Regions from separate parts of the Mus musculus genome. Here regions 1 and 3 are each linked to region 2. A link is a loop called in an ENCODE intact Hi-C map of the cell type or tissue named here. Cell type or tissue: left cerebral cortex. All regions are shown on one strand. Each heading gives the region's core, and the rest is flanking DNA. Links, peaks and the distances in the headings are about the cores only.

Region 1 (3,711 bases), core at 620-3,119, 680 kb before region 2:
GCTTAAAAAAATAGGGGATACTTTTAACCTGTAGCCTTTGGTACCACTTTGTGAAGCATAGATTGTTGTGGAACCTGACCAGTGAGATCATGTATAAATACATGCAGAACATCTAGCACTTGATAGCTAACCGAGGGTGGTGTTTATTCTCCTGGCAACCCTTTCCACAGGCCACATAAATTCTGTGAAAGGTTCTAAACTTCCAAAAAGCAGGTGATACCTGAAAAAAAAATGGGACCAGTTTTTGTACCTGTGACCTTACGCTCAGATCTGGAAGCACGTAATCATATGGAAAATGTAAAAGGAGAAGGAAAATTTTTTGTATGTTTTACTCATGGGCCAGACCAGCAGCAAAGGCCTGAGTTAAAGAAAACTTATAGAGGAGTGACCTACAATGAGCGGTGAGGTCAATGAATCCATTCATTCATTTTCGTGTTAGAGTTTTCCTGTTCCCAGGCCCTCCTTGTCTCCATTTGCTCTTCCATGGGTCAGGTATAAATGAGTTCAATTCCTTTGAAAATTCAGCCAAGGAGCATAAACCCTTCTTTTATTGACAGGTCGATAGAATTGTTACCCAGAGGAAACAGCAGGTTTCTGAGTTTCCCTGGGTAACTCTCGAGAAGGCTTTGCCACTTGGTGTGGATTGCATCTGTGTGGATGGCACAGCTGGGATAAAGTGACAGCTTTTTAATGACTCCCTTTTAATAATGTTTGCAAGCCCCGAGAACTAATGATTTAGCTATCAATCAAGAGTGCTCTCCTCACTTGTGTAGTTTGCATTTCCCAGATGGCCACAGCTAGCTTGCTTATTAGTGCCTCGGAGTGTGATACAATCTAAACTGATAGAACGAACCGAGTCTCTGTGTTCAAGCATGGGCGTTGAGCATGGGGATTCCTAGGTGAACTTTCTTGGAATCTGGGAAGTAGCCTGACTGAGCAAATCTTTATGACTGGCCTAGTCAGTGCAAGACAAGATGCTGAACATAAATAGTGGCAGAAAGGCAGCCACGCACTCAGAATAAAACTTCAGTTGTATAAGAAGGGTCTCAGCCTTAAATAAATGTATGAATATGCAACACTTAGTGGACTCAGTAGGTTATGTGTTTGTGTATATATGTGTACGTATATGTATACATACACACATATATAGGATATATAGATGCATATGTGTAACAATAATGATTTTTAAAAGGAGAGATAAAGATTTTGGAATGGAGTGGGAGTACCAGAGGAATTAGAGAGGAGAGAGGGGGGTTCAAATGATATTATACTACTCATGTATGAAATTATCCTGATTAAGAAAGTCACAAGATGGACTGAAGAGATGGCTCAGAAGTTAAGAGCACTCACTGCTCTTCCAGAGGTCCTAAGTTCAATTCCCAGCAGTCACATGGTGACTCACAACCATTACAATGGGATCCAATGCCCTCTTCTGGTGTGTCTGAAGACAGCTACAGTGTACTCCTATACACAAATAAGTCTTTAAAAAAAAACAAAAACAAAAAACCAAAAAAAAAAAAACCCAAAAAACAAAACAAAAAAACAAGTCACATGATGAATCGTATTTTGAGAATTTTTTCTCTCGCATTGATAGTTTTCCCTGTCATCTAGGACTGGAAAGGATTGTGGACCTCTCCAAATATGCCCCCATCAACCTTCTCTGGCTCCTGGCTCCCAATCATAAGCCAACATTTGCCAATTGAACCATGGAGAGCCAGCCATGGCCGATCAAGTGAAAGGAGGATAGGCCACAAGGGGTCACTGGTGAGCTCGACAGCATTTGGCCTGTAAGGGTGGTGGCTGACACACCTGCCTGGACTTTTTCTGCATTCTCATCCTGTGAGCCCAGGAAGCTCAAATTTCCAATTTTTAAGAGGGACTGAAATCCACCTTTTTATATAAACTACCTCTCATCCCAGTCTGTGGAACAGGTGCCATTCTCCTGAGTAAAAGGGGTTTTCCAAGTCTTAGGAAGAAAAGTTCGTGGGTCCCAGAGCTTCACTCCTGGGTCCCTGCAGGCAGGAGAGGATAGAATGGGCCTTCTAGAGAGCTAGGAAGGAGCTGTTTTATCCCCTAGCCTTTGCAGGGGTGCTACTAGGAAAGTCCGTGAATCTATGAATCTATAAAGGATTCATGCACTTTTTTCTTCTTTGCACAAGGTTAGATATTGATCTAACTTTATTTTTCTTTATGAGGACGTCAAGGTTTCCTGCATATTTGTCTAAGAACTGTCTTTTCTCTAATGTGTATTTTTGGTACTTTTACTGAGAATCAAATGGCTGTGCTTATATGAGTTAATTTCTGGGTCTCTTATTATACTTCATTAACTCTGTGGTGTTTATTGGTTTATTTTAGTTATTTGAGACAGTCTTAGGTCACCCAGGCTGGCCTTGAATTCCATGTGTGGCTGAGGTTGGCTTTGAACTCCTGATCCCCTCGTTGCTGCCTCACGGGTGCTAGAATTACAGTAGTGAAGAGCCATTCACTTTGCTGTAAGCCCAGAAATCTTGAGGATGCTTTAGGAGAATAAGAGAAAATGTTTAAGGACTTTCCAGAAAGAATACCAGCAGCCCAGAAAATTAAAGCAAGATTGTCACTCGAGGAAATGGGGACATGGCTGAGCTCAGCTACACACCTGTGAGTAAGTCCCTGAGTATGGTTCCTGGGGATACACAGAGTCACACACTCTGGTAATCCAAGTGTTCCTATGCTGTCGTGAAAGATGGGGACAGGAATATCTCAGCAGTTCGCAAGCCAGCTAGCCTGACCAACACAGAGGCCAGCAACGGGAGACCTCCCCTCAAGCAAAGACAGTCAGGTACCGACACGGAGGCAGCCCTCTGACTTCCACAGACATTCTGCTGCACATTCATACCTGAGACCATTGCAGGGGATAGAAGTCAAAACTACACTGAAATCCCCCCTCATCTCAGTCAAGAGAGCAGAGAGAGCTAGTGAGGATACACAGCGAAAGGTCTGTTCAGGCACTGTGGGGAGAGTGGAAAGAGTCCAGCTGCTACATCCATCAGAATGGAGATTCTTTCTTTAGAAATAGAAAACAAAACCACCCCGAAGTCAAGCTGTGCCACTTTGGATATATGTATGAAGGGATCAAGGCCAGCAAGAGCAAGGATTCCTGAACATACCTGCTTACTGCAGCACTGTTTATAACAGCAAAGTTACTCATCTACACTGGGAAGAGATGTACAAGTAAGGGGGAAGAGTGTCAAGCATACACCATTCAGGAGAGGAGTGAGAACATGAAGTGACCCACAAGTAAATGGGTGGGGTGGGCATCATGTTAGGTGGAATAAACCAGACTCTGAAAGACATCTTGTGTAAGGAATCAGCTTGTGTGTTTGTGTGTGTGTGATAAAGTGGGAATGGTGAGCTATAATCAGAAGATTTCTGTAGTTTTTCTCTCATCTGGGCATTTATTTAATTTATCTACCTATTTATTTTTGAAAGCAATCAGGGGTTTTTGGCAAACACTCCTCCACTGAGCTATGTCCCTGACCTTTGGTCTTTCTGAGACAGTCCTGTTGCATAGGCAAGGCTGGCCTCAGACTCATTATCCTCCTACCTATACCCTGCTAGTTTAATAGCTGTGCTGCTATGTCTCATTCTTGCTGCCTTTTACAATTTTGTCCCCTAGGGAAATCTTTTCCTGCTGCTAATTGGAAACACAGGTTAACCCATGTCTTTTCTGCT
Region 2 (3,711 bases), core at 363-2,862:
TATTCTAGAGATTTAAAAATCAGAAATAAGATCAATCTTTCTAATAACACAAAAAAGTTGTGTATGCCATGACAGATTGGTTCAGGAGTGCAATCCTTACCTGCTGTATAGGGGAGTATTCCCACATACTTAATATTCAAAGACATTATCTACTTGACAAGATAGTAAAATATCCCACTCATCTGTTCATGGATAATTTTTCAAATTTTAACAATTTTATTAGTCCCTGGCAAGGCCTTTAAAACTTTGAGAAGAATACTAATAAGTCATTAATGGTAAATTACATGTTAGCTTTGAGGTCAAGGAGTTTGAGTGGATTTTAGTCATTCGGATTAACATGCCTTGCTGTTGAAAGGAGCCCACAGTGCAAGTCCCTCTGCCTCCCTTGCTAATCCTAAACTCTCATTCATGAAGACTCAAACATAAAAACATAAATTCAATTGTCTTTTGGAAGTAAAGGAGCCAGTCTGAGCGATGTATGTACAGGAAAGGGGTTATTGATTAACAGTGTGTGTCCTCAGGGAAAGGCAGATGAACTTTTTAACCTGGCCAACTTAATGTGATACCTGAGGACCAACCAGAAGTGGCACCAGCTTTGAAATCTGCACTATGTAAAACCTGTGTGTTGTTCTCATTGTGTCTGACCATAAAATTAATTTAAGCAAAGGGGCTGAAATTAATAAGGTTTTTTAAAAATGCTAATAGTGCGTGAAGAGATAGCAGCCAGTAAAATGCAAGCATAAGGACTGAGTTTGAACTCCACCATTTACATAAAATTCCAAGCATAGCATCATAGGAAGGTGGAGCCTGAAGGAACCATGGGACTTGTCAGCTGTCAGTTGAACCTACTTGGCTAGTTTAGGTTGCAGTGAGAGACCCTGTCTCCAGAGCTAAGGTGGAGAGTGACTGAGGAAAATGCCCAATACCACTTCCGGTCTTTGTGGACAAATTCACATATGTAATAGATATATGGGCATTTTGAAAGTTTCAAGGTCTTTAAGTTTTAAAAAGAATCGAGTTCAGAAACTTATGCCACCCGATTTAGCATGGTTACAATCATTTTCACTCCTATAATATAGAAAATTACAGTTTCCTAGTCTTTCAAAGGAACTGTTATTGTTGTTGTTGTTGTGGTGGTGGTGGTGGTGGTGGTGGTGGTCTTGGTGGTTGTAAATACCTGTAAATCAACCCTCAAATTTATTGATTTTCTCTCTTCTTTAACAAAAAGTTGCTTTGGGGAAAATTATAGCTCCTGGGAATTCTAGAACTTGTGTTAGGAGTCTGCCCATCAGCATTGCCTGTTCCCTATGGTCTTGGAGCCCAGGCAGCACATGAATTGGTTTCCAAGGAAAGCGTTCCATAATCTCTATGCAAAGTAGTGTTTTTACATAGCTGAATCTCAGATCCAAATGTAAAGCTGCCTGTTGCCTCAAGTGTGAAATTCATTCTCATTTAAATTGTATGTTTCTTTGCAACTAAGAATGCTGGTATTTGAGGCCTGGGCTGCAGAGAAGTGTGTGTGTGTGTGTGTGTGTGTGTGTGTGTGTGTGTGTGTGTGTGTGTGTAGGTGAAGAGACCTAATCACTGTGAGTCCTTTCCACTTCACTGACAAACCAGTGAAGAGTTCACAAGGAAGCATCTTGATGGAAGCCGTCAATACATAGGCCACAAGGGAATGCGTTTGTTTTGATGTCTTTATGATATTTTACGTCTTCCAATTTTTCAGATATTTCAAATATGAGCATACATGTTTTCAGAGAGCCTATGTTTCACATTAAGTGGTTTCTCTGATCATTTAAATTCAAATATGAGAGATTAGATGCCAGGACACTTTCAAATCCTTTTGTTGGTGGAGGGTCTGCTCAGATATTCAAGATCAATATTTAAGAAGAAAGAGTATTAGAGGGTTGGTCTTGGTTCATTTCCCTCATGGGATCCGTGGTCACAGTTGATACCTGCCTGATGATTTCAAGAGCCTTGTCATGTTTTTGAATGCATTTTATTCTGAACTTTTAAGGCTGGTCTCATTTCAAAGCATCCATTGAGGATGAAAAACTTGGTTGGGTTTGCCTATTCATGAAATCTACTTTTCATCCAGAACCCACACCACGTCACTGCTAATCTTCTCACTACTTTTGGCTACTGGTACTTTGAAGTACTTTTTCAAGTACTGATGGTCAATAGCAAGAAACATGTATGTCCACAGTTAGAAACAGACTTCTCATTTAGTGCTAAAGCAGATATGTGCATTTCTAAAGCCATTCTTTATAGTAGTTGTATTAGGCACAAAGAACTATATCTGATATGACATAGAAAAAAAGTGGTAGTAATGACAGTAACCTAGAATCAAGAAAAGGATTATAAATTGTAGACTTTTCATAGGTAGCTTATTCTATAATGTTGAACAAGATTGTATAGCTGTTAATGTGACTCATAGCCACCAATTATAATTTCATGAAGCAATTACTATGTTATTTCTCAATAGGCCTTAGACTGGGCAGCTGTGCTTATCTAGGCTTAGATTAGCTTCTTATATCTGTGGTCGCCTGGCAGGTCATCTATAGTTGGCAAGGACAAAGTAGGCCCCTAAAGCCCAGCGTCAGAACTGGCACATTCCCACTTCTGCTGTCCTCTAGCAGCCAGTACAGGGTGACAGCCATCCCAGATTCCATGAAGAAGAACATAAGCTGTAGTACTGCAAGAGAGGAGCTAAAATGCACTCTATAGAAGGAGATACGAACTGGGTAAAGGATGTAGGCCAGTTTTGTAACCAGTCTATGCCTATAGCCTTCCCAAATCATTGTAGATCATATTGGATCCCTCCAGACCCTCAATTCAAATATGCTAGATGATGCAATCTCCTATGGTAAGCTGCGTAAGTCAAAATAATATGGGAGATTACAAATACTGTCTCTGTGATCTAACTGGACAACTGCATATTACTATTTTTCACTAGTTATGACATTAATATATTCAGATCATTGAATTTAGTTACCATATATAAGAGATTTTTAAAATAGCATGTTCATATATGTATATGCACATGTGTGTATTATGTTTCACCATTTGTTTCTATCAGCAAGCTGATAACTTTGTCACTTTTGGGCACTATGATGTACCACCTGGTTGTTGTTGCTGATTAAAGATAGGTACTCAGAGAAGAACATGGGACCTTTTTCATTGGTACTAACTGGCTGTTCTATACAGGAGAAATCTAGATGAGAATGTCAAGAAACATGTTTATGCATCCTTCCTTGTGGTGGTTCTGATAGAAAATCTGAGGGCTCAGCCATAGGGGGTTACAAAATGTGGCCCATAATTTAGCACCTGGAGTGGCTGAGTTGTTAACTCTCCATCAGCTGCAGAGCTGTCATTTCCATTAAGCCTTTAATGAACACCAACAAGCCTTCCTGTGCAGAACAGAAAGGTACCACATCCTCTGCCCAGCAAGCTGTTGCGTGATTGCAGAGATGCCGGTGTGCGTGAAGAGCTGAGACCTGCTCATCCTTACTTCATAAATCTAGACACAGAATTCACTTTGGGGCTTGTATTAAGATGAGACAAGAGAGGAAATAAAATAAACTGTTTTTGTAAAGTCAACGGAATGAATGTTTTTCTAGCTACCACAGCTTATTACTCTTGTATGTTATTTCCAGCAGTATTTATACCAGAGATCATGAGGGACCCTTAAAGACATTCTGATGCCTCTTG
Region 3 (3,711 bases), core at 620-3,119, 340 kb before region 2:
TATGCGGCAGTCAAAGGGATCATATAAATTAGTTCTCTGTACCAAATGGATTGGGGGTCAAGTTCAGGTTGTCAGGCTTCATGGCAAGAAGCTATACATCCTGAGTTATCTTATTGCTACCTTACAAACCTTGACCTCACATACTTAACTAGGCTAGCTGAACACTAAACTCCCACGATTCTCCTGCCTCCACTCATACCCCGGCACCAGAAATACAGATGAATACTACCACATCTGGCCCTTTATGTGGGTGCTACTTATCAGGACAGAGGTCTTACAGCTTTTTCAGCAAGCATGTTACTATCTCAGTCATGTCTCCAGCCTGCAGAAATGTTTTATTCTAAAAAGGCAAAATAAAGCAAAAGGTTTCCTGGTCAGGTACAGAACTCGAAACCTAGAAAATTCTTCTCCAAAGTGTGTGTATATTATATTATCAAGCACTTACTACTGAGGAGATTGCCAAGCCTTAGGTATCAAATCTTTACACGTGATGGTAAGTTTTGTTCCCTACAGAACTAAATGATGTTGTGTGTTGATGAATCTTTCAGTAGAGCATAGATGGGTTTCCGTAATTCTAGTCTTGCCTGGAACTTTGGTAAGAAGCCATAGAGTCAGAGTAACAAAAGTGAGATTTAAGGCCATGTTTTAGAAGGCTTTCATTTTTAAAATGTTTTATTACTGAAGTTTATTTTTTAAGGTTTAAAAGTGTCAGACTTAGTCAGTCACCGGATCCATTCCTATAATTCCAGCCTTGAGATGCTGAGGAGGCAACTTCAAGATCATTCTTTACCCAAAATTCCTTGACAGTAAACCTGTAGTTATGGAAGGTTGTGAATTTTGGTTGAAATAGTTTAGCTTCCAGATATGCAGTCTCCAGTAACTGTTTACCTTTTCTGAGCCTCAACTTTCTAGTATTAAATAAAGTTGTACTTACCTTGCAAGTTGTCCTAAAGTTTCTTACTATTTCTGAAATATACATTATGCTTATTTGATGTCATCCTGGCCATTGTGCTTAGTGTTGTTACCAGTTGAAGTGAACAGTGGACATTGTTCTTGTGTGAATTCAGAAAAGATCTCTTTAAATCTACTAAACAACTCCTTTCTAATGAAGAAGTCAGACTGAAGAAACACGATGAATTAATGAATCATATTGAATTAAAATGAGTGAATGAGTTAATTGAATTCATATGAGTTAATTCAATAGGAATTAATATTGCTTTGAAGGGGTTTTTCTGATGGAACCTTTGCTTAATAGAGCTTTGCATATTTTGCCCTGATGGAACCATGCTGTGAAATTTGCCAATGCTAAGTCTGGTTAAGTTGCCCTAGCTTAAGGTGAGCAAAATCATAATCCTTCAGACTTCAGTTTGTCACATCCACACATCACCGATCACTGCTGGCATTAACCCCCCCCCCTCTTTTATAAATGATGGTCCTTTGGTATTTGTGCCTGATGTTGCAAACTGCAGTTGCTATTACTGCCAATACTTCTTTCTTACCTTGCCTAGTATTAAGTTTTCTGGGATACTATTATTCTTTGTTAATGCAATCCACAGTACAGTCTTCGTTGGAAATTTAATTTGTCTTAAGCTAAGTAAGCAACGTGAATGGATACAAAGAAGGACACGGGTATGAAAAAAAATCATGATGTTCTCATTGGCAACAAGAGAAAGGAACAAGAGAAAGGAAGAAAACCCAGGGAGGCGGGACTAACTTAGAGGTGGTAGATGTAGGTCCTTCCACAAGGTGGCACTCACTTGCCCTCTTTTTTATAATAGTCACAAATGAACATGTCACCCTACAAGTACACAAAACCAATATGTATAAAATGTACTTGGCTTCAAAGACTTTAAAATATTATGTCATACTTCATTCTTTTTTTTGATTTTAATCTTTTTTATTACGTATTTTCCTCAATTACATTTCCAATGCTATCCCAAAAGTCCCCCACACCCTCCCCCCCCCCACTCCCCCACACACCCATTCCCATTTTTTGGCCCTGGCGTTCCCCTGTACTGGGACATATAAAGTTTGCCTGACCAATGGGCCTCTCTTTCCAGTGATGGCCGACTAGGCCATCTTTTGATACATATGCAGCTAGAGTCAAGAGCTCTGGGGTACTGGTTAGTTCATAATGTTGTTCCACCGATAGGGTTGCAGACCCCTTCAGCTCCTTGGGTATTTTCTCTAGCTCCTCCATTGGGGGCCCTGTGGTACATCCAATATGCCTAATACCAGTGAGTTTCATTTTACATTCTTTTTTGTGTATTTAAGTTTATGGTTAGATATAAGAATGGAGTTACTTTTCCCTCTCTTAAGTATGGCAAAAGCGACACTAACCTTCTGAAAATGTCTCCTTAGCCTCGAATGCATGATGACCTATTAAAACATGACCAAAGAGTAAATGAAAAGAAAAACAAAATGAGACACAGCTTTATTCTTTATTGCTATTATTTTTTATCTTAAATAGATACATGTTTGGTTTTTAAAATAATCTCCAGGATATTTCCATCTGCATGAGTCACCAGCATGTCCAGCTCCAAGCATCGTTGGCTGAGCATCCTTGGGCTCCTTGCCTTTGCTGGTCATGTGGAAAACACTATGGGATCCTTGATGCCTGAAGTTAACTTCAATCGGAATTTCCAAAAAGAAACACTGTTTAATTTTAAAAAGTGGGGAAAATGATTGTCGCAACAAATAATTTTATTCTCAAATTAAAACTAATATTCATTATTGAGTAAAACATAAGAGAAAAATACCAGGTCATCATGTTCATTGAAACAAGGCCTTAAGTGGCAAGTAGGGAACAGATAGAATTTAATTACAATTCTTTTATCTAAGTACTGCCTAGAGTGACCCTGCATAGCCCCCCAGATCAGAGGACAAGGGGCACATTCAAGGTGGCATGGCTGTAGAGAAATGTAATTATAGCTCTGAATTTCCATCATTAGCATGGAGTCATATTTTATTTGCTAGTCATCAATTATATTTTCCTGAAGCTTGGAAGGCATAGAGTATGTATGGGAAAGATGACAATTTATTTGATTTGTGACTGCTGTGATAATGATCACTGTTGAGAAGCCCGGCTTGTAACATAAAATCCAATGTCTCAATTTAGGGTGGAAAACTGTAATCAGATTTCATGTATAGTTCATATGAGATGGATTGCTGGAGGTTACAGACATCCTGCACACAGTTTCCTTGGCTATTATTTTGCAGTTTTGCACCGTTTTTTACATAATTATCCCTGCATTAGGAGCTAATATTGCCAAATATTTACCATCTTGTTACACTTTGAAAGGAAATTAAAACATATATTCAGGGGGATTCTTAGAAGAAGAAAAGTGTTATTACGGGGAAAGAACCTGAACATATGAAAGTGTTCATAGGAAAACAAGACTGACACAGAATAATAGATATTGATATAAATCCTTGATAAGGGCTCGGCACCAAACTTTGTGCTCTGCTTTATTAGTTCATTTACACTAGCACGTTTCTTTTTTTTTTTTCTTTATTAGGTATTTTCCTCGTTTACATTTCCAATGTTATCCCAAAAGTCCCCCATACCAACCCCCCAATCCCCTACCCACCCACTCCCCCTTTTTGGCCCTGGCGTTCCCCTGTACTGGGACACTAGCACATTTCTAATGAGACAAAAATCGCTAGTGTCTTTGTTAACAGGCAAGGTATTTGAGAATCAGTAAGGTTACT

Evidence for each region. Hi-C counts contacts between places; a loop is a spot of excess contacts. Peaks named below come from ENCODE experiments on the same cell type or tissue, not always from the same donor. Only the 100,000 strongest peaks of a DNase experiment are listed, where the experiment ranks them.
Region 1: it touches region 2 in a loop (5-fold over the local background); 22 of 42 quality-filtered maps call a loop at or near these places.
Region 3: a loop joins it to region 2, with 2.3 times the contacts of the local background. A loop is called at or near these places in 6 of 42 quality-filtered maps.

The regions. Positions count from the first base shown.
Region 1 is chr3:29,030,248-29,033,958 of GRCm38, forward strand. No RefSeq gene overlaps it. Among named protein-coding and RNA genes, the nearest start is that of Gm33154, 13 kb to the right of the region's middle. In left cerebral cortex, for the core only: a CTCF peak has its summit at 1,758 (motif pointing right); a DNase peak (open chromatin) is centred at 1,760.
Region 2 is chr3:29,709,517-29,713,227 of GRCm38, forward strand. No RefSeq gene overlaps it. Among named protein-coding and RNA genes, the nearest start is that of Gm42197, 15 kb to the left of the region's middle. In left cerebral cortex, for the core only: no CTCF peak of the experiment used is centred there; a DNase peak (open chromatin) is centred at 1,388.
Region 3 is chr3:29,368,984-29,372,694 of GRCm38, forward strand. The region is part of intron 5 of Egfem1 (EGF-like and EMI domain containing 1); the gene reads left to right. Among named protein-coding and RNA genes, the nearest start is that of Mir551b, 46 kb to the right of the region's middle. In left cerebral cortex, for the core only: a CTCF peak has its summit at 1,732 (motif pointing right); a DNase peak (open chromatin) is centred at 1,719.